Regions from separate parts of the Mus musculus genome. Here all the other regions are linked to region 1. The links are chromatin loops, found by intact Hi-C in ENCODE. Cell type or tissue: heart. All regions are shown on one strand. Region 1 holds the start of Lpgat1 (lysophosphatidylglycerol acyltransferase 1). Region 2 holds the start of Pacc1 (proton activated chloride channel 1). Region 3 has its middle 7.2 kb from the start of Gm39741. Region 4 overlaps Ints7 (integrator complex subunit 7). Region 5 holds the start of Dtl (denticleless E3 ubiquitin protein ligase). Region 6 overlaps Ints7 (integrator complex subunit 7). Region 7 has its middle 3.0 kb from the start of Nek2.

Region 1 (4,000 bases):
CCTCTTACCTGTGTATCCAGCATACCAGCCCCAGGAAGCCACCATTCCTAAAAGCCATTTGTACATGAGTCCTTCGATATACCAGAAGCGCTTACTGTCCAGCACTCGGAGTGGCTGCAGTATAATTACATAGCAGATGTAGGATGGAATAGCGACCAGGTTGTTGGCGACCATGAAGGCAAATCTCATCAGGGCTTTCGCTACAATCCAGCCCAGCCACGGAGCTTCTTCCACGGTCACGGCCATTCTTACATTGGCGTCGGTCCTGTCTTTCTGGGGATGAAAGGAAAAAATCATTTCAAAAGGAAAAATGGGTGCAGTCGGCGGCAGCAGCACAGAAATCTCCAGCACAAAAATACAAGAAAACGCGAGGGTCTACGCTCTCCAGATGCAGCGCTCGCTCGCTCGCTCGCTCGCCCGCCTGGCGATCTCGAGGGCAAATTCCAGAGGGGGACAGTGAGGAGGGAGGAGCCGCACAAGGTCAAGAGAGCCGTTCTGCGGGGCACGGGCCACGGCGGAACACAGTTAACCAACGCTAGACCGTCCCGCTAGCCGGTGGCGGCCCCGCACTGCGACCCTCGGTCTCCGCACGCTGCCCCGGACCTGGACCCGGACCAGGACCCGCCGGCCGGAGGTCCCGCCACGCCGGTCCTGAAACGCCCGGCCATGCCTTTACCGGGGCTCCCCCAAGGGCTCGTCCGCAAGAGCGGGGTGCTTGCTTTTCCTCGCCACTGAAGGGGAAAGGAAAGGAGAGGGGCCCAGGAAGGAGGAGGAGGAGAAGGAGGAAGATGAGAGGAAGCCGGCGGGGAGGGGGAGGGGAGCGGGACCAGAAGGTGAAGCCGAGGGGCGAGGGATGCGGAGCCCGTGGAGCCCGCGACGCCCGGCTGAGGAGGCTCGGGCAGCGGTTTCCTCAGGTGAGGAGCCGGACGGCCTCCGGGTCGCCGCGGCGGGCTCTCCTCCGCCGGGTCCCCTCAGCGGGCTCTCCACAGAGGGCTCCCCTCGGCCAGGTATCCTCCTCGGCGGGCTCACCTCAGTGGGCGCGAGCGGCGAGCGGCGACAGGGCCGAGGGCCGGCGGCGGCGGCGGCGGCGGGAGTCCCTGGCCCGGGGGTCGCGGTCATGGACGCGGCTGCGGCGGCCCAGGCGGCCCGAGGCGCGGCGCGAGCGGGCGCGCGGGCGCCCTAGTCCCCTCGCGGCTGCCTGCGGACAGAGGCGCGGTGGGGACTCAGAGGCCGGACCTGTCACCGGGGCGGGTCCCGGGGAGGCGGGCGATGCCCCGCGCCCCCGCCTCCGCCTCCTCCCCGGGCCTACCGCGCCCTCGGCCCTCGGGCCGCCGCCGCCTCCTCCACAGGCCACGCGACCAACGGCACCCTTCCCCGCCCCCAGCGCCTCCCGGGCCCGGCCCGCCGCGCCCCAGGTTTACCTTGGGCAGGCCGGGACCCAGCCCGGGCTGCGGGAGCCGGAAGAATGCATGGCCGGCGGAAGGAGGCGGCGGCGGCGGCAGCGGCGGCGCGGCCCTCCCGGCTCCAGGTCCCGGGCGGCGTGGAGACTCGCTCGCTCCCCAGGGCCCGGTGGCTGCGTGCGCCCCGGCCGGCGGGGCGGGTTGGCGGGAGGAAGCGGCGGCGCCCCTGAGCGCCCTCTAACGAAGGCGCGGCGCGGCCCGCCCCACGGACCCCCTAGTGCGCGGTCGAGGGCGCCCCGGGCCGCCCGGCCTAGGCCCCGGACGTCGCCGAGCTCCGAGTCGGGCGGGGCAGAACGCTGCTCGGAAAGGTCTAGGAAGAAGGCCAGCTCTGCCAGCGCGCGCGGACCTTTCGGGCCCTCCTGGACCCCTTTCAGCCAAAAGGGCCGCTGCGCTGCATTGTTGCGGCTCCTTTGGCCGCCCCAGGCTGGCACGCTTTCTCCTTTTCATTCCTAAAGAAACTCGCTTGGGCTCAGAGCTTTTCTTCTGAACCTCCCCAAGGCATTACGGTCTAGTGTTTTAAATCAATTGTTTTAAGTGCCAGAGTTCTTGTTTCTGGAAAGCACCTGAAACCTGAATGACAACATTTTCAATCCCGCTACACACACACACACACACACACACACACACACACACACACACACACACGGTGGGGGCAGATCAGTGAGAATCCAGTGGTCTGCACAGAAATAGAACTGAATTAATGAAGAAAAAACAATTAGCCACATGCTTGATACTGAATACAATGGCCTTAAGAACTCCTAGCCAGCCCTGATCACTACTAGGACATTAGCTGAATTTGGGTTCAAAGGCTGAACACCATAAGGAATACAGACAGCATACCTAAGACAAAACCAAACCACCAAAACCAAGGGTCCTTTCAGACCCAGTATCTCTTGTTGGGTGTGGTAGCTGATGCTCCTAATCTCAGCACTTGAGAAGCTGAGGCAGGAGGATTGATGTGAGCTTCAGGCTAGCTTAGGATAAAGAATGAGTTAGAGATCCTGTCTATGAATAGGTAAAGCTTTGTGACTAGAGCAGCAGTTTGTTTTCTCCTTCTTTTAAAACCAGGCCTTACTTTCTATGTAGTCCAGGCTGATCTGTAATTTATAACATAGCTCAGGCTGGCCTTCAACATGTAGAAAACATCCTGCCTCATTCTCCCCAAAGTTGGGGTCATAGGTTTGAGCCACAATGCCCAGCTAGGATGGCAGTTTTCACGTGTCTCTAGGGAACTGCCATATTTGAAGGAGTATCACTTATTGTGAAAATGTCAAAGCCCAGTGTGGTGGTTCTCATAGATAATCCCAGCACCAGAGAGGCTAAGGCAGGAGTGCCAGGAGTCCTGGGCCAGCCTAGGCTACTAGACCTTGTCAAAAAAAAAAAAAAAAAATCAAACCAAAAAAATGTTCATGCTTTGATAAAACTGTCCCTCTCTTTCCTCCAACTTTGATCCAGGAATGACAGGCAAGTTGCCTTTTGCCATGTGAAAATATTTTTTTAATTCCTATTCTACACAGAACCTGTATGATATTGATATAGATATATAAATAATTTCCATGTATGTTAGCCTTTATAGCTATTATTATCCTTTACCTGTTCACAAACATATTTTACTGTACAGGGCATGCTAGGGATGTAGCTCATGTGTATTTTCAAGGCCCATCCCAACCTGTGACAAAGCACACCTAAAAAGAATTAAAGGCAATTGGCCTTGTCAAGGAACTGTCCATAGAGGCTCAACTGATGAGTAGCAAAAGAAAAGTCAGATACACCCATTCATTGGCCATTCTTCCTTTCATTTTAGGCACCAAGAACTTCAAATAAACCTAAGGAGAGAAGTGTAATAAGATGACCATTCAAGTTGTGTCATTATATTCTTAAGGAAGATAGTCAAAAGACATATTTCCAGAATCAAACATCAATTTCTTCAAGGATTCCACCTGTTCTCATCTCACTCAGCTTCTCCACATGCTGTGGTACCCACTGACACTGATAACAAGCATCGAGACTTATATCTGCTTACTAGATGGTAGAACATCTGCCTGAACACTAGATACACTAACTTAAGAGAATTAGCACTTGCTAGCCAAGCAGTGGAGCTCAAGATTTCGGTTTCAAAAGCATCATTTGTGACATTTTACCACAGTAAGAACCCAGATACATAAAAGAATAGTATAACAGGAGATCTTGGGGGCCTGCATTTTTTTCAGAGTATTAAAGGAATGCTAGGCATGGTGGAGCACACCTTTGATCTTAGTACTCCGAGGCAGAGACAGGTGGCTCTGAGTGAGTCTGAGGCAAATTTGGACTATGTAGTGAGCTTCAAGGCAGCTGAGGCTATGTAGAGAGAGACCCTGTCTCAGAAATCTAACCAGTCAACCAAAGAAACAAAAATTGTTAATAGGAGATTCTGAGGTTGATAGTTTATAGACTTTAAGTAACCTGAATCTTGGAGGTACAACCTTTTAATTGCAAGTTATTATTGGATCACATCTGTTCTGTCTGCATTAGTCCACAACAAAATGCTAGTCACTAGTTTT
Region 2 (4,000 bases), 390 kb after region 1:
CTCTGTCTTCTCTCACAGAAGTTTCCTGGGAAACTACAGGAAAGGATTTAGCAGGGCTGGCTCGATGAGCAGTGAGGGAGACCTGTATTCCCAGCCTGTCTCCTAGCTTCTGCTGATTACCCTGGCATTCTCAGGGCTATTGGTAGCTGTGCCTGATGTCTAACCCCTGCCTCCATTTTTACAGGGTCCCCTGCAGTGTGCACCCCCTTGGGGTACATCTTTAAGGACAATCATAATGATCGATTCAGAGCCCAACGCTTGTCATTGTGCAATAACCCAAAGTGACTCTAGTTCCGAGTCCAAACAGGACAAGTACTGGAGTCACCCTTCAGCATCTCCCAGAGCCACAGTCAGTTAGTGAAACAGAAATCACGCCACCTTGGTCTCATTCCAAAGCCCACGGTCCTAACCACTTCCTAGAGGAAGAGGAAATGTGGCTTAGAGTCCACTCAGAGAAAAAAAACTGACAACAGCAAAACTGGTGTCTCCGTGGGACACTAAAGCCCACAGATGTGGGTGCAAATGGCAAAGCAGGGGCGACAGATGTCCAGGTACCAGGCAACCGCAATCTAGCTCAGCAGTCTTCTCACATGACCTGTCAGACGGGAGAAATCTTGCTGCTGAGAAAGCAAAGTCCGGGATCAGTGTCCCATCATTTTAGGCAGGTGAACCCCGTGGTTTGCAGGGGTCCAGCCCAGGCTCATCGGGATATCACATGAAAAGGTACCTTTTCTCCACTCAGAGACAGGGTCTCATGTAATCCAGGCTGGCTTCAAACTCACTATAGTGGAGAATGACCTCGAATTTCTGGGCCTTCAGCCTCTACCTCCTAGTACTAAGCAAGTACTGAACCATCTCGGCTACAGACACCCCCAGCCCTCAGAGATCTTTCACATTTACCCTAGATGATTTACATAAAAGAAAAAAAAACCAAAACAACAACAACAAAACAAAACAAAACTCAAGAGGGACAGTGGTCCCAAGAACCCAGGTATAGTGGCAATCCCCGTCCCTCCAATCGCCTTCTTGATACTCAGCAGCCAGCACAAGCCTTTGCCTATCCCAGGCCAAACTTCTCAGAAAGCTCCTTTCTAGAGCGGAACCTCAGCAAATACCTAATTTCATTAGGTCCGCTCTCAAAACAACCCGGGCAAGAAAGATGCAAGCCAGTCTTCTTGGGACTTCAAACAGATCTGAAGAACGCAAAGGGAGGCGGGGCCTCTTTAACGCCTTCTACCATTAGGCACGATTCCAGTGAGCACCTGAATCTATCTACTTGTGGCCTTGCTCTGCGAACAGGACAACAGCCTGTATTTCAATACATTATCTTATAAGCTCTGCTACACTGCGGTCCTCTGAAGCTAGTACCCCAAAACTCCGCAGAAGCAAGAGCTGTCTGCATCCTGGTATTCACCCGGGATCATCAGTGACCCCAGGGCGCTGAGTTCAGCACGCTGCTAACTCGTTTGGAGAGTGTGAGTTTCCAGTGTGGCCAGGGCCTCCGTGGGTGGAGACGGACATGGAGACAAGCTAAGGTTGGGCTGCTCCGGTTGGACAAGGTCTAACGGCATGGGGCGGCTGCACGGCCTCGAGCAAACCTGGACAGTGGTGGCTGACGGCTAAGGATGCGGCGTCGCGGAAAGACACCCAGGCAGGGCAGAGCCGGGGAAGCCCCACACCAGAGGAACAGAAGGGGCCCGGAGCCAGCGCGGCTCTGCGAAGGGAAGCGGGAGGTTCGGGCGACAGACAAAGGGCTGCTGGGGTTCTGGGGAAGGCGAGGAGCTGCCGAGGAGCTGCTGGCCACACGCGTTCCCCACAGCCAGACTCCAGGGTCCCTTGTTATCCCCGCGTGCCGGGACCACGCAGGGGCTCCACCTGCTGCAGAGCCCGCATGCCACGGAGTGCCAATCATCCACCTGCACCGGGGTCGCGGCGCCCTGCCCGCCCTCCGCGCCCGTCCGGTCCGCACCTCCTGGTAGGACGTGGAGAGTTCTTGTCGGATCATGGCACTGGCCCTCTACGGCTCACCAGGGACCGCGACGCCGCAGGAGGCGCGAGCTCCAAGATGTGCCCGCTCTACTAAGCAAGACCCGCTCTAGTCTACCGCCCAAGACCAGGCGTGGCGGCGCTCAACGCATGCGCATCTTTTGCTGCCGCCGCGGGCGACGCTGGGAGTTGTAGTTCTAGGTGCCGGGAGCGGTGGGGAAAGCACCAGCTGGGCTCAACCTCCCGCTAGAGAGGCAAGCAATAGCCTCGCACTTCCTCTCTTTGTTACAGGCAGAAAAATGGAGTGCCTGAGTGCAGCATGGCACAAAGGCCAGTCGGAGCGCCCAGTAAGGGGAGAGGAAACTGGGCCTTGCGGTTTATAATGACAATAAATGTCCAAAGAGCCCTTTGTGTACCAAGCTCTCCGTACGCTTACGTCTTGATCCTTCAAGGAATCCTGCAAAGGAAACTTTTTTTCTCTCTCTCTATTTTACAGATTAGTACACTGAGGTAATGAGGATACCTTCTGTCAGTAAGGATAGGGAGAGAGTGATGATCGAGAAGTTATTTCATCTGAGAAAGGAATAACAAAATTCTAGAGTTCAACAAGGCTTGTGACAGCCAGCAGTCGATATGGACTGTGTGAAACAACCCTGGCTCAGGTTGCACCTTCCAGAGCCAAGCAATGGGTTGCAATAGTTGTATAGTTTACTAAGGTTCCTGTAGAGTGTGTGTAAGTACCTGTGGCTGGTACCGCCATGAGGTAGTCAGCTGGCTATCTGAGTCTATGTAAGACAGCCAGGGCAGAAGGTGGAGCCCAGCAGGATCTGCTCTTGGTTGATAGACATTTTCTCTCTCTCAGTGACACAGATATAGGCCAGATTAAAAATAGATAAAGACGGGTTTATTAGCTGGCAGCTCTCAGGAGGGTTCACCAATCTCACAGGTGGGGGTCAGCAAAGTCCCACTCCTAGAATAAAGCAAGGCAGTTTTATAGGTTTTAGGCAAGGAGTGATGACCTGCCAGCTAGGAGCTAGTCTTGTGTCCATACATGGTCAAAACCTAAGCCCCTGGGTGGGCACTCTTGGTGGGATGCTGGAAACAGGGAGACAGGAGTGATGATGTGTTAGCCAGGAGTTTTCTCCAAGCAGACAGGAGTGGCGGTAGGGTGTCTCTGTGGGGGCAGGGTTGGGGAAGGAGAGCAGGCGTGGTTTCCCTACCTTGTGCAGGGGGTGAGCAGGGGTTCCAGCCTAATATTGGTCATGGCATCCAATTGCCTCATCTGGTAAAAGCTCTTGCTTATATGTCAGAATGAGCATCGGAAGGAAGACTTAAGAACTTAGCAGATCTCTGGTAAAAGTTTAACATTTTTATCAAAGTGTGCCAGGGAGAAGTGGGCTCCTCTCTTTGTGTCTTACCACCACTCTTCCCTGCCCTGCCACCTGGTCCTCTGCTCTTCCATCTATTAAATGGGCCAGAATGTAGACAAATGCGCACTTGATGGTTGCCAAAACTTTGGGAAGCAGCTATAGACAGTCAGTATGTGTAGCGCTTAATACCATGTAGGTACCTAACGAATTCTGGGTAAGTTCATTAATGGAATACCAGTTTACATCTCATTTAATGAATGTTATTGTACCAGCTGGTTTTATGTCAACTGGACACAACTTTGGAGGAGTGAAAGTCAATTAAAAAACTGACTCCACTGTATTGGCCGGTGGGCAAGCCTGTGGTGCATTTTCTTGGTTGGTGATAGATGTGGGAGGGCCCGGCTCACTTGGGCAGTGCCACCCTGCCTGGGCTGATGGTCCTGGGTGCAATAAGAAAGCAGGCTGAGCAAGCCATGAGGAGTAAGCCAGTAAGCAGCACTCCTCCATGGCCTCTACATCAGCTCCTGCCCGGACTTCCCTGGGTGATAGATTTTTAAACTGTAAGGTGAATTTAAACTCTTTCTTTCCCAAGTTACCTTTGATCATAGCATTTTATCAGAGTTATTCAAACCCTAAAGACATTT
Region 3 (4,000 bases), 76 kb after region 1:
TGAGATTTAGTGTCTTGTGAGGAAGTTAGAGATAGACAGCCAGAAATATAACAGAAGAATTTCTGTCATGTAGCTATGAAAAGACAAGCAACTTCATATATGTTTTTAATGATTAGAGCAATTATTTTTATTTTAGTATTTTCTGTATTCAGCATGTGCTTATTTTACACCGAGTCAATGTAAAAGTCAGGAGCAGTTCTTATTGTTCTTTTGTTTTACTTTATTTTATATTTTTTGGTAGGGTCTCATGCAGCTCAGGTTGGCTGGGCTCATTGTGTAGATGAGGCTGATCTTAAATCCTTCTTCCTCCTGCCCCAGCTCCTCCTGCCCCAGCTTCTCGATCGCTGGGAAGACTGGCACACGTCATCATAATTGTTGTTTTTTAAGGCCTTCTAGAGGTGTGACTAACAAATAAGAATCAGATATATTTTAAACGTCTGCTTTACAGGAGGGGAGTTTCATCTGGCATTGTGGTTTAGAAGGCACGGTCTGTGAGGCAGGGAACACAGGGAGCAGGTTGGTCTGGCCACAGGGGCCTGTGGAGGCAGGCTGCGGTGTAGCCCAATGGGCAGAAGCAGGCTTTCCATGTGTGTGTACGAGATGACATGTTTATCACAGCCAGATCCTTAACACAATCATCTCCTCACACAGAGCTCTCTTCCCCCTCCCCATCTCTCTGGCTATCTTTATCCCTTTATCTCAGTCTCTGTTAACAACACTGGACTTCTTCCTCTGAGAATTTCACATATGACTGACATCCCCTGGAATCACATGTGATACCTCACAGCTACAACTTACTCGCCTTGTAATAGTCAGTGTCCTTTTTCCCTCCCCTCCCCCACTCCTGGTCGCCAGCATCCACTGTTTCTGGGAGTTCTGCTTTTCACATTTTTAGATTCTACGTGTAAGAGAAGCCATGCAGAGGGTTTGTCTTCCTGCGCCTGGCATGCTTCACTTAAGCATTGTTCCTATTGACAGGATTTTCTCCTTTTTACTTATTGTTCTTTTTAAATTATTCCTATTTATTTATTTATTGGTATGTGTGTTGTGCTTTGCCTGTATGTATGTTTGTGTGAGGATGTCAGATCCTCTGGAACTGGAGTTATAGATGGTTGTGAGCTATCATGTGGGTGCTGGGAATTGACAGGGACCTCTGTAATAGCAGCTGGTGCTCTTAACCTCTGAGCCATGTTTCCAGCCCTTAATTTTTAATTATAATTTTATTTTATTTTGTTGGTTTGTTTTTGAGACAGTATCTCTCTTTGTAGCCCTGGCTGTCCTGGAATTTACTATGTAGACCAGTCTGGTCTCAAACTCACAGAAATCCACCTGCCTCTCCCTCCCAAGTGCTGGGACTAAAGATGTGAATCAGCACACCCTGCCAATTTCCTTCTTCTTGAAGTCTGAACAGTATTCCATCAATTTCATGTCTTGCCTAATGGGTGGGAAATTGGGAGATTAAACAATCCTTAGTAGGGGCTGGAGAGATGGCTCAGCAGTTAAGAACACTGACTGGTCTTCCAAAGGTCCTGAGTTCAAATCCCAGCAACCACATGGTGCCTCACAACCATTCATAATGAGATCTGATGCTCTCTTCTGGTGTGTCTGAAGACAGCCACAGTGTACTTACATATAATAAATAAATAAATCCTTAAAAAAAAAACCAATCCTTAGCAAATCAGATATGTGAAAAAGAGGTTGTTTGGAGAAGATTATTAATAATTCAGAACATTTGCAACTTAATAGTCTTGTTAATGGACAGGAAGAAGAGAAGAGCTGGCATGGGAGGGAAGTCGGGCTCTTGACATAGCACAGGCACTTGCATGTTTGTTAACTCCCCTCTCTGTGAATCCCCTCTGTACAGACCCATCCCTCCAGGAACCATTCTGCCACCTGAAGAAGGTGATGCGGACCAGGATGACAGCAGAGCTGTTGCTGCCCAGAGAACCTAGGGGCCTGGAAGCAATGCAGTGTGGGTCACCTGGCAACGCGATGGGTAGGGTCCCTTGGGAGAAAGAAGAGTACTGTGAGAGGTGGTCCAGCCCTGCAGAGAGTTTCTCCTATTTGGCGCCCTCTCTTCTCCTCACCCTCTATCCTCCACAGCCTTAGGATGGAGCCAGCCACTCTGCCCCTCTCCCTGCCTTGTAGTGGGAAGGAAAAGCAGCCTGTGGCCTCAGAGACATAGCAACGGCAGGCAGGGGTGTGTGTCCCCCAGGGAGGTCACTGCAGACCAGGCACATCTGTTGCCTGACTGGCCAGGACACTGGTGAGCTACCAGCAGCTTTGTTTGCTCCTCTCAGCAAGTGACAAAGGGCAGGAATGTGTCCTGGAGGACTTCCCAGTGTGCAGCCAGGACAACTAATTGACTGCCCCTCTCTCTGATGTTTGAGCAAAACCTTTTCTTGATTGTTCATGCCAAAGGTCATTTGAGTTGAAGTGGTGACCATAGGCCACAGGAGGGAAGGGGCAAGGACAGGGCAGGAAAGTAATTATGGTTTACGAAACTCCCCAACAGAGAAGGAGTGCAAAGAGGGTTGCTGTTGACATCTTTGTAAAACCAAAACAACTAAAACAAATTTCTCTCTCTGTCTCTGTCTCTCTCTCGCTCTCTGTCTGTTTTTCTGTCTGTCCTGTCTATTGCTGTCTGTCTCTCTTTCTCTCTCAAACACACACACACACACACACACACACACACACACACACACACACATTTCTAAAAATAGTGCTAGTAGGTTTGAAAAGAAAGGCCTTTGTTTCATAGTCTTTCATATAGGGAAGAAAAAAGATAGAACTACTATCACAGAAACATCAGTGGTCAGGGAGATGGATCAACAGACAAGCACACTTGCCATGAAAGCCAGATGAGTCGGATCCTTGGACACACATAAAGACAGAGTGAGAGAAACAGGAAAGTTGTCTTCCGACTTTCAGCAGCAAGCCGTGTGCTGTATACCCAACACTCACATCACAAAACACATAATAAATACAATTTAAATTTTTAACAAAGCAGAAAGAAACACCAGGGGCTGGAGAGATGGCTCAGTGGGCAGAGTGCTTGCTGCACAGATTTGAGGACCTGAGTTCAGATCTCTGGCACTGGTGTAAACGCTGAGCTTGGCAGCTCACATCTGTAACCTGGTGTGAGCGAGGAACAGGCAGGTGAACCCCATAGGCTGGCTGACTGGACGGACAGTCTGACCAAGTGGGCTCCAGGTGTAGTAAGAGACTCTGTTTCACAAGCTAAGAAGCAGTAGAGAAAGACAGCAACCTCTGGTTTCCACATGCATGTCCACAACTGAGTGCACCTGTGTCCATGCATGCACACACACGTATATACTCCTTCCCCACAAACATGACTAGAGAAAACCAGCAGATTCACAATGTCAGGATGGAAGGGCAGTGAAGGGAACGGACTTGAGCTGGTTTAATCATTTGTTTGTTCACTTAGTCATTTACTCCACAGATGTTTATAGACACTGCTAAGCTCTCACACATACTAGAGGCCAGAGACACAAAACCAACCAGGACACAGGCCTCCAGGCTCCCAGATAGACAGGAAGTCAGGTGCTTGAGCAAATGATAGTAGATTGCAGCATGAGAAACCTCCCAGAGGTCAGTACAAGGTTCCTGGTGATGCTGGCCAGGTGCAGAGTCTGTGGGCAAAGGTCAAGAAGAGGCGTAGAAAGGGACAGAGAGGTGACCTCTCTGACTGCTAGGCCTGTGCCCAGCAGAAATGGGGACTGAAGGCAGAGAAAGGCAGTACTGGGGTCACTGCCAGAGACTAAGCCCCAGCTGTCCAAGGAACTGCTTCTGTTGTATGTCACTACCTGTGAAAACAGCTTGGGGCACCCACCTCCTTCAAGAGAAAATGGTCTGTTGAACACCACAAGTAAAAGCCAGCTTATGCTCAGGAGAGCGCTGGGCCTGAAGCCACACTGACAAGACAAAGGGCACTTCTGCCACACCTCCTTTGGGGAAATGTCCCCAAAGCTGCCATAGG
Region 4 (4,000 bases), 130 kb after region 1:
CTATTTTAAAATTTATGGGGCTGGGCTGGGCTGGGTATAGTGACTGGCACCTTTCATCCCAGCACCTGGAAGGCAGAGTCAGGAGGATCTCTGCCAGCCTGGTCTACATAGTGAGTTTCAGGACAGCCAGAGCACAGTGAGACCCTGTCTCAGAAAGCAACATAAAGTTATAGGGCTAGAGAGATGACTCAATGGTCCAGAGCACTTACTGCTCTTACGGAAGAATCTAGTTCAGTTCTTGCCATCCACATCACAAGGTTTATAACTGCCTGTAAGTTCAGCTCCAGGGCATCTGCTGCCCTCTTCTTGCCTCCACAAGGAATTACATGCATATCATATACACTTACATAAATAGAAATAATAAATAAATACTATCGAACTGGTGAGATAGCTCAATTGGTAACGGTCTAGTTGAGGACCTGAGTTCAATTCCCAAAACACACACTTAAAAAGAGCCAGTTATGGTATGCCTGCAGTGCCAGTGCAGGGTGTCCAAGCACAGTCCAAGAATGGACTTATGTGAGGGGAATTCTGAATGCTTGCTCTTGGAATGTGTTTTGTGTTCCTCCCAAGAGTAGCATGTCAGTTTTTATTTTAAGTTACTATCTTTGCCAGCTGTGCCAAAGACAATCAGATCATGGATGTTTATGGAAGGCTATTCAATAGACACCAAAGCTACCAAAGGCAGCTTCGCCAAACCAGGTTATGAGGTCCTTGTCTTTTGGGAATCAACATTTGAATATTCTTCCCCAACATTTTGTACAACTTCTTAGAAAATACAAGTCATTATTTACACCTTTCTATATAATTAAGTGACTATAGATACTAAGTTATCTTTTTCAAAAATTTCCTCAGGAGCCAAATTACTAAAAGGACTATGCTTACTTCGACTGTGCAGAGAAGTTTGCGGCTGCAAAAACAGCAGCTTCGACTTCTACATTATCATGGGAATCCAGACTCTGGCGGATACTGTGATGGGCATTCTTCCTCTCAGGGATGATGGACGCCAGACTTCCCAACATCCTGCAGGAACGGAGAGACACAAGCACAGAAAAATACTTAACTCAAAATCAGGACAGGAAAAGGAAGGTAAGCTAGATTATCAACCCAAAAAGTTTAGGTCACTCTATAAATTTCAGGTTAAGAACGCTTAAGTTTAGGAATCTAGCAGTGACTCAAATCTAAGCATATCCGTATGCTTAAGTATATCAGAAATATTAAAATACGTAGGAAAAGCAAGTTCCCTTCTCTCCTACCTGCCTCTCTCTTCCTTCCTGGCCCTGGCGGCTGCACTCAGTGCTTTTATACACGTCAGTCAAGTGAGCTTCATCCTATTCTCTCTTTACCCTGCCTCTGACACATACAGGTATATTTATAAAAAATCACCATGAAGTACAGGTCAGGAATCAGAGCCCAGGAAAGAACTTTTAAATTATGAAAGCATCCCAATATCAAGGCTGCATAAAGAAGTCTACTTTACAAAGTACTAAAAATACAACCTACCAGCTAGTAAGCAGAATCACAAGGCACACTTTCCCCCTCCCCTGCATACAGCAATGACCACTGGCATAATGCTTTTTTAATCTACCATATTAGAGAAGATTTCCCTAGAGGTGGAGAATGCCCCCTGCAGCTCATCTCAGCATCTGCAACAGTAAGAGAAGTAAAACCTAGAAAACACAGGGCCAGACACAGCTCAGCGGGAGGGATCCCTGCCACCAGCTCTGCCAGCCTGAGTCCAGTCTCTGGGACCCATACAGCCAAAGAAAAGAACTGACTCCCCAAATGTGTCTTCTGTGAGAGAGCTCATGCATGCACACATGCCCGCATGCATGCATGCACACACACACACACACACACACACACACAAAGTATATTTAGAAAATAAAAATAAATGTTTAAATAGAAACCACAGAGAGCTTGAGAAATCCTTTCTGCAGAAAGCCATGGACATTGAAACTGACAGCACCATGTTCCTGTAGTAGCCTAGGTAGTAGTAACCTCTAACCTCACACACCTCACTTTGTTACTTCACAAAGATAAAATTCACTACACAGGGAAGTTGACTTCCTCATAAACAAGACAGATAGCCACGCATGGTAGTGCACGCCTTCAATCCCAGCACAGTTAAGGCAGAGGCAGTAACTCGAAGAGTTGAATTCAGTCTATACAATGAGACCTTATCTCAAAAAACAAAGAAACATCATAATATGGACCCTTTTAATTTATATTAAGTTTCATAAAAAAAACTTGAAACTAATTACGTCTCAAAACAAATCATAACTTATTATTAATCTAATACTCTACCAGAAAGGATCAGAGTAGGCCAACTGCAATACATCCTGGTCAGCAGTTTTTTACTATTGATCCAACTGTTTAGAAACAATTCCTTAGTACTTCTTATTTTAAGTAGTACTGTTAAAGATTACAAGGCAATAGTTTGTCTTTAAAATATATCTCTTTTAAAACTTACTAGAAATTACCAGCTTTATTGGCAGCAACAGTTCTTAAGGCCCAACTGCTGGAACTCAGTAATACAGGCTATACAAGGAATGAAACACTTAAGTATGAAAATTGTCGAAATATTCAAACTACCTCCAAATGATGTGAAAAATATATTTTTAAAAATTCTATTATTCTCTTAGTTGCTTCTGATAACAACTCAAGTAATACATGCTTGTGAAAACAGTTCAGACAGAGCCCCTAACTCAGTGACCCCTCTGTTGATGATGTTTCTTGAGACCTTTTCTGAACCTCTGATACTGTACTCACTGACAGGAATCGGCTAACGTAGATGCCATTTTTTGCTGCTCTTGCAAAGATCCTGGGCTCAGTTCCTATCATCCACTTAGCAGCTCACAATTCCTGTGAGGACTGGATGCCCTCTTCTGGCCTGCCAAGGTACCAGGCATGCAAGCAGTGTATATACATACATACAAGCACTCACACATACACATAAAACCCCAAAATCTTTTTTAGCACTATCACTTTCTGTGCTAATATAAGCGTATCTTTCTTTTACACAATAGTCTATCAATTAACTACTGAGACGAAATCTTCAACTTTTCTTTTTCTTTTTTGGAAAGACAGGGTCTCTTGGAGTTTACTGTAGCTCAGGCTGTCCTCAAACTCAGAGATCCTTCTGCCTCTGCCTCCGAAGTGCTGAGACCATGTGTCTGAGCTTTAAGTCCCAGTTGGTTATTGTCTTCACCCTCCCAGTCCTTCTCTGGTTTTGTAGTGTTGAGGTTATTGCCTCAAGTAAGCAAGGTCGGACAGTCTTGTTTTGTTTTGTTTTATTTTTTTCCTAGACAAGATTTCTCTGTGTAGCCCTGGATGTCCTGGAACTCACTCTGTAGATCTGGCTGGCCTCTGCCTCCCGAGTGCTGGGATTAAATCCGTGTGTCACCACTGCCTGGCTAGATGGTTCTAAAGGTAACAATGCCATCTTGGTGTCTCAGTTCAGGCTGGTTTTAAAGTTACTGGGTAGCCAAAATGACCTTGAACCTCTGGTCCCCTGGCCCAGCTTCCCACGTGCTAGGATTACAGATGTGCACCATCACACCCAGTATCACGCAGTGCTGGGAACTAAACCCAGAACAGCAGCAGTGCTAGGATGGCCCTTTACCTACATCCCTAGCCCCAAGAACTGACTTTAAAATATCAAATGATGTTCAACTTAATCAAAAGGCAGAAGGGTGATAAAGAAACTAATTCTGAACCTATGCTCAACCCAGAAAAAAATACTCTCAGTGAAGTCGATTCCTGAATCCTTCTAGCTTAAAAGAGCACTATGTGAGCAGGAAAATCCAGAACAGAGACTAATAATTTAATTATCTGAGTTTCAAAAATGTCCCTTTAATAATACATGTAATTACACAAACAGAAGTGAAAGAAGAGTGCAGCCAGGCACGGTGGCATGGACATGGAATCCCAGTTTCTTGGGAGGCCAACATAGAAAGATTCCCCAAGTTCACTGCCAATCTAGGAATCTTCAAAAGGA
Region 5 (4,000 bases), 140 kb after region 1:
TACAACTGTAACCTTTTCTTTCAAAGAGCTTCACTTTTAATTATGTGTATGTAGGGGGAGGGAGAGATGGGTGTATAACAGACCCTCTAGAGTTACAGGCAGTTGTGAGGTTTGGGGTGTGAGTGCTGAGAACTGAACTCTGGTCCCACAAAACAGCAGTGTGGCCTCTTAAAGGCTAAGTCATCCCTACAGCCGCAGCATCTTTTTTTTTTTTTTAATGTAAACCTTATTTCATTGTTATTGTATGTATGTGTGCACATGTGTGTGACTGTCAGGCTTGCACAGGAAGTGTTTCACACAGTAAACCATCACACTGGCTCACAACACTTAGAAGGTAACTCTGGATGTCCTTCCTTTCCTTGCTCCATATCCTTACCCTGCTCTACAACACTATCTACTCTTAGCCTGGGACAAGATTAGCTACGCTAGAGCCATACACATTTCGGTGGGAAGGGAGTTGGCACTGAATAAAACAGTGTAATGGGCCACATCAGGTCTAGGACTTGGGAGGCTGAGGATCAAAAGTTGAGAGTTATCCTTGGCTTTAGGGAGTACAGGCCAACCTGGATGTCACAGACTTTAGTAAAACGTAAAAAACTCTTACCTGTAACTGGTTTCAAACTTGGACAAGGAACTAAGGTGCATATTTAACATGCCAAAGTCTAATTGACCTCCAGGTTCTCTCAGCATCCCCCAGTCCCTACTTGGCACACCCTGCCCCCCAGACTTGAACTTACAGATCCTTGGTTTCCAGTCCCGTTCTCTACAGGTTACACACTGGCTACAGTTAACCAAGAATTGCCTATAGTGTAAAAACCTTGGCAGGAAACTGAAGCAAAGGTCTCACATTTACACAGGACTTCTTTATGGATAGCTATCTGTCAAAGTCCCTCTTCAGCCTTTAATAAAGGCATCTTTTCGCATACCACTGCCATTTAACATTTACAACAGCTGACATACTGTGCCCACTTTGCTGACATATCGAGGCTAGATGATAATGCCGCATTCCATAATCACTTTAGTAGAACTGGAATTTAACTCCTAACCCTAAAATTTTTTCTCTTAGCTACCTGTATAAGGGGAACTAACTCGTGGAACTTGTGTGCAGAGAATGAGCGCGTTCAGCCAAGCTTTTCGGATGTTCTCATCCACATGGAACCTGCTTTAGAACGCGCAATTGACAGTCTCGCAAGACAAATCGCTGTAAAACGCTCAGAAAATCATTTGGCTCTCTTAATGAAGGCTTCACCTGCACTGAACGTTTTAAAAAATAATCTCAAAATTCAGCACTTTATCTTATTTGCTGCCTGGGAAACCAGAGACTGTGCCCCCAAGTGGTCAAAGGCATCCTCGCAAGCACGAGCCTCTGCTCCAACTGTGCAAGGCTACTCCAGCAACCCTGCATGCGCCTAAGCGCTGGCTCCAAGACTAGCAGCCGTGCTTCCCGCCCCATACATCGGCGCATGCGCCTTTCTAGCCTCTGTAGCTGCCGCCACTAGGTGGCGCCACTCCCCCCAGACGCTTCGCCCGCGTCCCTCCTCCGTACCTTTGTCCAGTTCCATAAGAGCGGAATTAGCGTCCAGCTCCTGTTCGCCATAGCCGGCATCGGCCAGGAACGACTTGGTTGAGTTTGACGCCATGACCCGGACAGTTACCCGACTCGCCCAGTCACAAAGATTGCAAACTCTACCCCAGCACCGCCATCTTCTCCCGCCGCGGTCTCGCGGATTTTTCCCTCCGCGCGCTGTCAGGCAGTGTACGCATGCGCCTCGGTCGCCCCGCGGTTCGCCAGTTCCTCTCTGGGCCCCCCCGCGCAGGCGCTCAGGGAGCCTGTGAACCTTGGGTTCCCGCGGCTGAGCGAGAGGGAGGCGGAGCTTAGGATGGGGGCGAGCCTTCGAGGCGCCAGGACGCTGCGACGAGAGCCAATCAGAAAGCGTGACGTCAGTTTGGCGCGGAGTTTGGCGGCCGGGGCTCTTAGTGGCGGGAGTTGGAGGCGAAACCGCGCCGCGTTGTGGAGGGTGCAGACGGCGGCTCCTGTGGAACTTGGGGGCGATCTTCTCGGCGTTCCCCTCAGCTGAGCCTTCTCCTCAGGCCCAGATGCTCTTCAACTCGGTACTCCGCCAGCCGCAGCTCGGCGTCCTGAGGAACGGTGAGTAACGGCCCCAACGGCCGCTGGCCGTGGCGGGAACCACCTCCCCCCAGGCGCTCCACCTTGGATCGCTGCCGACTGTGGGCCTCCAGGTCTCCCGCGGCCGGAGCGAATCCGGGCGAGCGAGGACCGCCGAAGAACATCGTGCTTGGGTTCCTTCCGGACGCTTTTCACCGTAATCGAGCTTTTTAGTTCGGAACGGAGGCCGAAGTTAGGACGCTCAGTGGCGTCCCGGGCCCCTGGCTGCTTACGTCAATATCGCGCGTTAACTAGAGAGTGCACGCTTGTGAGAGTCGGGGGTGGGAGACGCTTTGGCACCAGCGATGTGCCTGCCGTCTCTGCAGAACCTTAGCGATCCCTGCAAGTTCGTTGTGCACCAGCGCGCATGGCCCGCAGTTAAGGAACTCAATCTTAAGGCGCCAAAGTCCCCTCCCCCATCTCTGCAGGCTCTGAAAAGTCCTAAAATACAGACTAAAAGATGCCCATAGCCACACCCACGAGGTGACCACGGGTAATGGATGGAAGGGTATTGTTCCAAATGTGTCTTGATGCCGAGGTACTTCCAGAAATGGGATTAAACTCGTTTTTCTCTTCACGGTGGAATTCAGCCATGTTCTCCTGTTAGCATATAGAAAGCCAGCTCATCTCCTACAGTACTCTTAAAAACATTGGCAATCTGAGATGCGATTAGGCTGATGTGTTGTTAAACTAAGACCTTGAAGAGTGGTCCTAAGAATGTTGAGAAGAGGAAAAGCTCCTTGAGGTCCTGCCCGGATCTAAAACTTTGTAGTCGTATTCCCTCTGTGGATACTCTTGTAGTTACATTCTGCCTCTTTCTCTGCTCGAACTTTACAAAAGTTACTTCGCCCTGTGTTAGGAATGGCCGCCCTGCACAATGGTTGTGAGCGGTCTTCGGAGCGTCTGAGTTTCAACTCCACCTCTTTTCCTATGTGCTACATTTTCTGTCTACCCACTTTTCAGTCTGTCGTTCCGGCTTACAGATAGCCAGACAGACGTTCAGTGATAGGCACTGGCATTCATTGATTGTTACCTCCTGAAGTCTGCATCTCTTTTCCCCTCCGGTGTTGCTGGGCCTTAAATGATTATAGCCGTAAGTAAGGATTCTACTGCTGCTACACTCTTCCATTCCCTATGTTTTGGGTTAATTTCTGTAAAAGCTGTATGTATTGAACTTAATCTAGACAGTTAGGCATACAAGCATCTTATATTCTAATGCCCCAAACTGAGTTGGCTTCTTCCCAATTTTTGGGAGTGACATTATTTTAAACTGGTGTCCCCAGCTAAAACTTAGACTCCATATTCCTCATTATGACATTTTCAAAAGAAAAAAAAGAAATCCCTTAAGTCTGCTTGAATCTCTTTTTCCATCCCCACAGATTCAGCCTCTTTACCTCAAACTGAGTCTTCCATTTTCTCTATTCCATCCCCACCATTGGGCCTGATACTTTACTCCCTGATCATAACAAGCCTCTAAATGTGCCTTTAGTTTCCTTTCTCTACCGATATTTGTAAGATGGAAATATAATTACTTTTGTGAGTTTTTAAATCCATATCTAAGAATTTTTACTATAAACTTTAAACATGCAAAATTATAATTTTTAGCCTTATAGTGAGTTAGCATCTTAAGATAAATACTATTTTAGCCTTTTAAATACATCTGACACTATAAACAACTATACCAACGTGGAAGTCGTGGTCTCTGTTTTTGAAAAGGTGAGCAAATGCTTACTGTTCGATGTTTTATATGGTTGCTTTTTCTTCTGAATATTTCTATCTTAATTCTCCGCAAATTTATCCTATTGTAATTTAAAAGTTCTTGTCACCCTGTCA
Region 6 (4,000 bases), 94 kb after region 1:
GCCCCGCACGTTCTTCTCAGAGGCAGAGCTGAGGTGCCTTTCCAGAATGCCTCCTGGGCCACCAGCCCATATGGCCCGCACCATCTTTGTCTGAGGAAGCTGACTCAAGGTGAAGGGTCTGCTGATGGATGACACCTGTCATGTGACTCTTCCCAATGCCACAGAGCAGGGTGTTACTAGCTGCACTCCACAGACGGCACCAAGAGTCAGAGGAGTGTGACAAGAAAGGGGACTCCGAGACATGACAGGGGCTGCCTCGGGGCACAGGACATCAGAGGGTGTTGGTGACATGAGCCATCATGTAGCCAAAACTCCATGTTCAAGAGCAGCTAACTACACACACTTCTGGGCAGGAACTTGTCTGGAGAATTTGACTGGGGTTATTTCTGGAGGTCTCGAGAGCCAATGGGATTTTCACCGTGGGACAGCAGTAGTCAGGAGAGACCCCAGGCTTTGTAGGAATCTCCCATTTCCCCACCCCCACCCCCCATTCAAGGCACATTAAGACTGGACAGAAAGGAAACCTGCATTGTGAGGCTGGGTAACACTGAGGCAATGTGCTAAGTTTCACAGCAGGGTACAGCAGCTACTTGGAGAGGCCCACCTAGACCCTCATCTGAGGAGAAATCAGGTTTTGAGGTGGTTGGTTTATCCAGCTGTCAAGGCCCCTGAGTGGGGGAGGGGTACGGGGGGTGGGCTTCTCATTCACACTTGGTTCGAACCCTGAGTCAGAAACAGGAAGTGGCATGGCCCTGAACACAAGGAACTTGCCCACTGCTGTACCTGCTGCACCAGTGCCGGCCAAGCCTTGGGCACAGTACGGGAACTAGCAGAGTTCACAAGCTGGCTTGGACAAAAGCTGCCGCCTAAGCAGCAGAGTTGGGATGTCACTGAAATACTGTCCCTGCTTAGGGGGAGGAAAGGAGTTCTCCATCAGTTACTTAGATGTGGAGGTGGGGCTGACGGCAGACTTCCATGCCATCCACCCTCAATGTCAGCCCAGATGAGTTCCCCCGGAGGCATGCATGGTATGCTGGCTAGTTTTATGGCAACTTGACACAAGCTATGGTCATCAGAGGGGAAGAAGCCTCGACTGAGAAAATGCCTTCCTAAGATGCAGCTGTAGAGCATTTCCTGATTAGTGATGGATAGGGGAGGCCCAGCCCATTGTGGTGGTGTCATCCCTGGGCTGGTGGTCCTGGGTTCTATAAGAAAGCTGACTGAGCAAGCCATAGAGAGCAAGCCAGTAAGCAGGAGCCCTCTATGGTCTCTGCATCAGCTCCTGCCTCCAGGTTCCTGCTGTTGGACTTACTACTGTGGCTTCAGGATAAGTGAGCCAAACAAACCCTTTCCTCTCCAGTTGTTTTTGATCCTGGTGTTTCAGCACAGCATTAATAACCCTATGACACACAGTACGTAGCTTTTCTAAGGTCACAAACGTAGGTAAAGTTTGAACATGGGCAGTGTAGGTGCAAAGACTATGTTCTCCTCACCTACTTACACAGAACTCAGTAAGTACCAAGGAAAGCAGGCCTGCCTTCTGAAAGGCAATTACCAAACAGGGAAACACACTGATTTCCTACCCAGCCTGCTTATCTTTTTTTGGGGGGGATTATCCTTTAGTGTCAAATTTTTAACACAATCTTCTTCCTGAGTAACTACTTAAAGGTTGATTTAAAAACAACCCACTACAGTGAACATACAGCCAGACAATGCCACTCCTGGGTCTTCTGGACAGAGTCCGGTTTGCTTCAGTTACTTTCACACTCAACGATCAGGACCTGCTTTTATTTGTTTTCTAAGTCTGTTGGGGTCTGGGGGTCACCACAGTACATGGAATCCAAGAGTTTATAACCACAAGTATCAAAACATCTTAATAACATAAAATGTGAGGGCCACAAAAGAAATGAGTGTCTTACTAGATTTACATTCTTTCTGGAATCTACTGTGTAACAGTGCCAGAGACCTGCAACTCACTCTACAATATCAGCTACTTAAGAGTGAAAAAGGACAGGCTGGGCGTGGTGGCACACGCCTTTAATCCCAGCACTCAGGAGGCAGAGGCAGTCTGAGTTAGAGGTTAGTCTGGTCTATAAGCAAGTGGTTGGACAGCCAGGGCTACACAGAGAGATCCTGGATCCCGTCTTCCAAAAAAAAAAAAAAGAAAGAAAGAAAGAAAAAAAGGGTCTTCCTCTGGGTGCTAAGTCAGGCCGGTGACAGAGTAAGTGGGACTTGGGTCCTCAACCAAGTTCAATCTCTGGCATTTTCCCCAATTTTCTTCACCACTATCTTTTTTTTTTTTAATCCAGTTGCCTGATAAAGCTGAGTTAGAGTGGAGAGACCTAGCCTAATTCAGTCATTTGCTAAGAGGCTGACTCTACAGAGACACGCGACTCACTGCTGAGCCCAAAGTGGAACATTGACTCAGCTCTTTCCATATCCAGCAAAGGACACGGGCTCCGCACGGGTCTTCCCTCGCACTCTGGCATCAGTCCCCAGACGCTGACCAAGTGCCGACTGTGCACCATGTGCACTGAGGTGGCTGGGGGGGGAGGTCACTTACAGTGGATACAGTAGACTTGCACAGACTATGACAAGCAGAATGGGCTATGCAGAGGTAACATCTCACAAAGCAAAGTGACCTCAGGGGAACCCAAGTTGTCGATCACTTCTCAGTCCCTGGGGTGATGCGACAGGAAAAAACAAAAACCAAACTCCATTTAAAAAAAGTCAAGTCCTCTTATGAATCAGTATGACTTTGAAGAGAAAAAAAAGGTAAAACACAAGCAAAGAAATTAGGAGATTTATTTACACAGGGAAATCCAGGGCTCATGCCCTTAGCAGCCCACTGCACCCAACACCAATGACCACAGGGGGTATCGGCAGGCTCAGCTCATCATATTAACCGTGGTCCAAAAGCACTGAGCAGCCATAGTCAACTGTTAAATCAAACCTAGAATCAGTGTGTTGTCATGTAGTTTCTGACCATGACTCAAGTAGAAAAAGGGCTTTTCTGGCTAGCCAGAGTCTGTTCCCTGAGCATCCCAGCTGAGGTTACGTCTCGGAGATAGCTGTCTAGACATCAGGTGTAGAGTAATACGTCATCTAGTAGAAACCAGAGCGGGGAAGGATCTGTTCCCTTTACATCAAACAGGAAGACATATGTGAACCACATTCCATTTGTAGAAAAAAAATATCAGAAGTCCACACTAGTCACATACCAGAAAAAACAACACATTCATTTCCAACCTTTCTAGCTGGAGCTGTTTTTTGGGTCAATCAAAGACCAAAACAATAAACTAACATTGCTTCAGGACAGAAGGTGGGTAAGAGGTGCCAATGCAGCAGGCCGCTGAGCCTGTGGCCCACAGGCTCCCACAGACCAGAAGGCAGGTGCGGCCTCTGTGAAGGCCTCATTCTCCAGCCCAGGACAAGCACTGCACGACTCAACAGTACTCCCTGCCTGCCTCAAAACCCCAGGTCGGGCCAGTCAGCACAATAATTCTGGTAGACAGAGACACAGTCAAATTTACCAATGATCTGTGACTATTCTTGGAAGAAGAAAAGCTCACCAACCACAAAGAATAATACAACAAAAATGCTAAGTGTGAGACAGAAGACTGGGTTTAAGAAATTTGGGCGCACGCCTTTAATCCCAGCACTTGGGAGGCAGAGGCAGGTGAATTTCTGAGTTTGAGGCTAGCCTGGTCTACAGAGTGAGTTCCAGGACAGCCAGGGCTACCCAGAGAAACCCTGTCTCGAAAAAAAAAAAAAAAAAAAAGCACTTTTATTTTGGCTGAGAGCCAGGTTATTTCTTACACTAAATTTTTAAGAAAACAACAACAACAACAACAAAAACAACTTCACCAGAATGTTACATTACAGCTATCAGTGAATACTGGATTTCACACTGTAACATTGACACTTAATGCACATGCGGAAGACTCTTCTTGTAGTCTGATGGCTGTGCAGTGTGGCAGTAGTATGCTTGTAGCACAGC
Region 7 (4,000 bases), 100 kb before region 1:
AAAAAGAACCCAATGTCCTATTAATAAGAATTAGAAGCCTCCTTATGTTAAAAATAAATGTATTTTGTGCGCTGAATTTAGTATAAGCTAATTGGAATTGCCAGCCAGGAGAACTTTTAAATTAGCATTCAAGGACATTGTCACACCTCAAAGGGGTAGGATTAATTTAGGTCTCAGAAATTATATAAGGAGCTACAAATGCCTGAGGTCATTTATATGGTGTGTGTGTGTCATATGTGATGTGTGTGGTATGTTTGTGTGTGTGTCGTATGTGATATGTGTGGTATGTTTGTGTGTGTGTGTCGTATGTAATGTGTGTAGTATGTTGTGTGTGTGTGTGCTGTGTGTGTTGTTTATGATGTGTAGAGTGTTGTATGTGATATGTGTAGCATGTTGTGTGTGTGGTGTGTTTGTGATATGTGGTGTATAGGCGTGTGGTGTGTATGTGATGGGTGTACTGATGCTTATGTTGAGTTTGTTGACCAGCCTGCTTCACACACAACCTTTCATCTTCTTTCTAGACAAAGAGCTCTTACTCTTCGCTCCAAACACAACACACTTTCTCAGCTTCTCAAGACTAACTTGGTACTTGTCCTTCCAGTTGTTAGAAGTTCCACTTGCATCCCTACCTCGTGCCTTACCCCACCTTGGTTACTGTTGATTGACAGGATGTAGAATCACCTAGGGGGTCAAGCCTTTGGGTACACTTGTAGAGACAGCGTAGATTAGGTCAGCCTCCGAGCATGCCTGTGAGGGTTTATGTTAAATTAATCGAATGGAAAAGACACACCCTAAAAGTGGGCAACAATGTTCTTTGGTCCTTGCTTAGTTTCTTTTCTGTTGCTGCGAAGAAACACTATGGCCAAGCCAACTTACAAAAGAAAGCATTTAAATTGGGGGCTTACAGTTTCAGAGAGTGAGTCCTTTATTATCCTCATGTCAGGAAACATGGTGGCAGGCAGGCGTGATAGCACTGGAACCGTAGCTGAGAGCTTCCAGATTGAGATGTGAACCACAGAGCACAGAGAGAAGGGAGAGAGAGGGAGACTCTTCCTGGCATGGGCTTTTAAAACCCCAAAGCCCACCCTTAGTGGCACACCTCCAACAAGGCTACACTTCCTAATAACTTCCCAGAACAGACCTACCAAGTAGGGACCAAGCATTCAAATATATGAGCCTCTGGGGACCATTCTCATGCAAACCACCAGTCTAGGACTACATAAAAAAGAGAAGGCTAGGTAAGCACACACATTTGTTTATCTCTTCCTGTTTCCTGGCTGCAGGTGCAAAGTGACCAGAAGCATCAAGTTTCTTTTTGGTTTTGTTTTGTTTTGTTTTCATGACAGGGTTTCTCAGTATAGCCCTGGCTGTCCTGGAACTCACTCTGTAGACCAGGCTGGCCTCAGACTCAGAGATCCACCTGCTTGTGGCATGCAACACCATGCCAGGCTGTAAAGTCTCTGCTTTCCAAGGCTGATGAACTGTGAAACAGTTGAACCCACCTCTTCCTGAGCTGCTTCTGCCCAGGATTTTACTCAAGGCAACAGCATGCTCCCTCTATTATGTTTATCCAGAGGACACAACTTGTCCTGCAAGGCGGAATTCCAACCTTGTCACCTCTGCTCTGAGGGGCCTCATCCAAGATGTTCAGAGAACAGTGTAAATCAATTCTGTCGTGATATCTGTGATTGTTTTCTAGCTGAACATCAAACTGCTTGTGGCCAGTGTAAGTCCTGCAATAGAGAAGGCAGAAAAAAAAAAAAAGCTTTGTTAAATAAAGATGCAGTAAGGCCTGTTATTAAGACTTACACAGAGATTCCAAATGATCCCTGAAGTATTCAGCCATGCCAGCTGTATCTCGGGGGAGCTGTCCTGGGAGTATAGAGAGAGGCCCTAGGTGAGAGTGTTCAGCCACAATGACCACCATAATAAAAAAGGCGGGGGAGGATTTACAGGACAAATCAGTAATTACCAAAGTGGGAAATGGTTGGCTTTGGGGGTTCCTCTCAGCGGTATAGAGTTCATCCAACAAACACAAGGCCCTGAGTTCAGTCCTCAGTATGGGGTCATCGGGTGTGGATGGGAGGTGGGGCAGGAATCAACCGAGAGCGGAGAGATGAGCCTACCCTGCTCTGGGCAGCCATCTGGCTCCTGCAGGACCTGGCTCACACTATTCTTGCCCAATCTGCTTCTGCTGTCAGTCCCCATTAACAGTGTGTGCCATCTCAAGGGAGGGACCTTTTGCACTGTGCCCTGGGCCCACAGTGCACTTCCTGGGCAAGCTCCTGGCTTTTGTCCTGACTTTGCTACTTTTTTGTCTTCCTTCTCTTAGCTAAAGGCTAGCATCGTTAGCTCTGTTCACTGAAGAATCTCCAGGCTCGCCTCCGGGAGCGTCTGTGTACTGACACAAGCTTCCCACTAGAGGGCGGTACGCCACTGCGTAATAAGGAGCAGCTCTGCACCACCCGCAGACTCCAAGACTGGCCTGGGAGGATGTTGGGTCAGACATTTTGTGAGTGAGTCATCTTGAGGATTACTTGGGGCGGTTTGAAATCTGGGTTTATGACAATGTTTTGAAGTTATTAGTAAAGATTTCTACAAAGAGAAAAATAAAGGGAAAGGTTCTTGGTAAGAATCGGACGACATCATGACACACTGTCTCAAAAATTTAGAGTAGGTGCTCAGCTTACCTTTCCTGGGTCAGTGCAGCTCCCACCCCTCATCAGAGCGGCCTCTCTTCACAGCAAATGGAGCCCATCACGGAAAACCACAACTGGACACAATGCAGAAATCAACAGGTCATGAGGAGCCCAGCTGCAGGGAATACACGGACACACAGCACCTTTGTCTATGGTTCAGGAAAAGCAAACGAATAGGGAGCTGAAAGATCTGAGGAGCCAGAGGACCAAGGCATCCGCTGTGAACAGCCGCTCTAGAAATGGCTGCATAAGGAGGAAAAGTCAGGAACAATGTCATATCAGCGGACGAGCTGGCATGGAATAAGGAAAGGTTGTCAGGGTTTTTCCTCTAGACAAAGAACGAAGGCAACTAACAACTGCCAGAAGGAGAGGTAGCCTCTCCCAGGGATTGTTTGTCTAATGCCAAGTGGTTGTCCTTGGAACTGTACACACACACAGACAACAGAAACAGATTCATTTATATGTATCTGTGCATGCGCACACACACATATATGTGTGTAACAATAATAATAAAAAAAAAAAGTCCACCAATTGAAAGGGGGGAAGGAAGGGGGTCCAGGGAGGGGGAAGCCATGGGATTCTATTTCAATTCCAAACATTAAAAAAAAAAAAAAAAAAAAAAAAAAAAAAAAAACCTGTAAAAGGGCTGGTGAGATGGCTCAGTGGCTCTTAAAGGTCGTGAGTTCAATTCCCAGCAGCCACATGGTGGCTTACAACCATCCATAATGAGAAATAAATAAAGAACCTATAGGCTGAAGCAAGCAGGGCCAGAGCAAGAGGGAGAATGGGAAGGGGAAAGAAAGAAAGAAAGAAAAACAAAACAAAACTGTGTAATGCACAGTATATGTTCAGTAAATAACTCGAAGAAAAGAGTGCTGGAGAGATACATTGATAGTGGCAGGGACTCTGTGGATGCTGCCAACAGCACAGACTGCAGCCCGGGGCAGATGGCAGGCAGCTATGGAAGAATAAGATGAGAACTGGGCTGGGAACCCTGTGTGTGGTCAGAGTACCACAATGTTTCAAACAGGGAGAGTTTCAGACTTGTACTGTTGCAACCCCCAAATTAAGGATACTAGAGAGACTTCAGTGTTGTTGTGTGCAGACAGTTTGCCCCTGCGTTTCCTCCAACCCCTCTGCCAGAAGCTCCCATCATTTTTCCAGCCTGCCGCAAGCATGATACACAGACAGCTGGTTTCTGTGCTACATCCTCCTGCAGCAGCCTGGGGCTGGCTCCCTCCCCCTCCCCTAGAGTTAGAATGGTGCACCTCTGTGTGTCCAAAACCAACACCCAACACTCC

Evidence for each region. Hi-C counts contacts between places; a loop is a spot of excess contacts. Peaks named below come from ENCODE experiments on the same cell type or tissue, not always from the same donor. Only the 100,000 strongest peaks of a DNase experiment are listed, where the experiment ranks them.
Region 2: it touches region 1 in a loop (2.0-fold over the local background); 4 of 42 quality-filtered maps call a loop at or near these places.
Region 3: a loop joins it to region 1, with 2.3 times the contacts of the local background. A loop is called at or near these places in 2 of 42 quality-filtered maps.
Region 4: it touches region 1 in a loop (2.6-fold over the local background); 13 of 42 quality-filtered maps call a loop at or near these places.
Region 5: it touches region 1 in a loop (3-fold over the local background); 12 of 42 quality-filtered maps call a loop at or near these places.
Region 6: it touches region 1 in a loop (2.1-fold over the local background); 11 of 42 quality-filtered maps call a loop at or near these places.
Region 7: it touches region 1 in a loop (4-fold over the local background); 18 of 42 quality-filtered maps call a loop at or near these places.

Annotation. Positions count from the first base shown.
Region 1 is chr1:191,715,627-191,719,626 of GRCm38, reverse strand. Lpgat1 (lysophosphatidylglycerol acyltransferase 1) reads right to left here and starts at 1,603. Exons shown (of 8, transcript NM_172266.3): 1 at 1,422-1,603; 2 at 9-273. The coding sequence starts at 246. In heart, a CTCF peak has its summit at 1,665; DNase peaks (open chromatin) are centred at 706, 1,236 and 1,646; H3K4me3 peaks cover 2,440 bases; H3K27ac peaks cover 2,540 bases.
Region 2 is chr1:191,324,046-191,328,045 of GRCm38, reverse strand. It overlaps Pacc1 (proton activated chloride channel 1), which reads right to left and starts at 2,144. Exons shown (of 8, transcript NM_025864.4): 1 at 1,970-2,144. The coding sequence starts at 2,005. In heart, no CTCF peak of the experiment used is centred here; DNase peaks (open chromatin) are centred at 352, 1,585, 2,145 and 3,124; H3K4me3 peaks cover 1,876 bases; H3K27ac peaks cover 1,784 bases.
Region 3 is chr1:191,639,940-191,643,939 of GRCm38, reverse strand. No RefSeq gene overlaps it. Among named protein-coding and RNA genes, the nearest start is that of Gm39741, 7.2 kb to the left of the region's middle. In heart, no CTCF peak of the experiment used is centred here; a DNase peak (open chromatin) is centred at 2,289; H3K4me3 peaks cover 340 bases; H3K27ac peaks cover 1,374 bases.
Region 4 is chr1:191,583,547-191,587,546 of GRCm38, reverse strand. It overlaps Ints7 (integrator complex subunit 7), which reads right to left. Exons shown (of 20, transcript NM_178632.6): 4 at 886-1,023. Among named protein-coding and RNA genes, the nearest start is that of Ints7, 9.9 kb to the right of the region's middle. In heart, CTCF peaks have their summits at 301 (motif pointing left), 1,629 (motif pointing left) and 2,890 (motif pointing left); no DNase peak of the experiment used is centred here.
Region 5 is chr1:191,573,498-191,577,497 of GRCm38, reverse strand. It overlaps Dtl (denticleless E3 ubiquitin protein ligase), which reads left to right and starts at 1,954. Exons shown (of 15, transcript NM_029766.3): 1 at 1,954-2,149. The coding sequence starts at 2,098. It overlaps Ints7 (integrator complex subunit 7), which reads right to left and starts at 1,862. Exons shown (of 20, transcript NM_178632.6): 1 at 1,547-1,862. The coding sequence starts at 1,640. In heart, no CTCF peak of the experiment used is centred here; DNase peaks (open chromatin) are centred at 1,467, 1,847 and 2,487; H3K4me3 peaks cover 3,809 bases; H3K27ac peaks cover 2,498 bases.
Region 6 is chr1:191,621,464-191,625,463 of GRCm38, reverse strand. It overlaps Ints7 (integrator complex subunit 7), which reads right to left. Exons shown (of 20, transcript NM_178632.6): 20 at 1,774-4,000. The coding sequence ends at 4,000. Among named protein-coding and RNA genes, the nearest start is that of Gm39741, 26 kb to the left of the region's middle. In heart, no CTCF peak of the experiment used is centred here; a DNase peak (open chromatin) is centred at 2,483; H3K27ac peaks cover 908 bases.
Region 7 is chr1:191,816,446-191,820,445 of GRCm38, reverse strand. No RefSeq gene overlaps it. Among named protein-coding and RNA genes, the nearest start is that of Nek2, 3.0 kb to the left of the region's middle. In heart, a CTCF peak has its summit at 2,418 (motif pointing right); DNase peaks (open chromatin) are centred at 1,995 and 2,415; H3K27ac peaks cover 562 bases.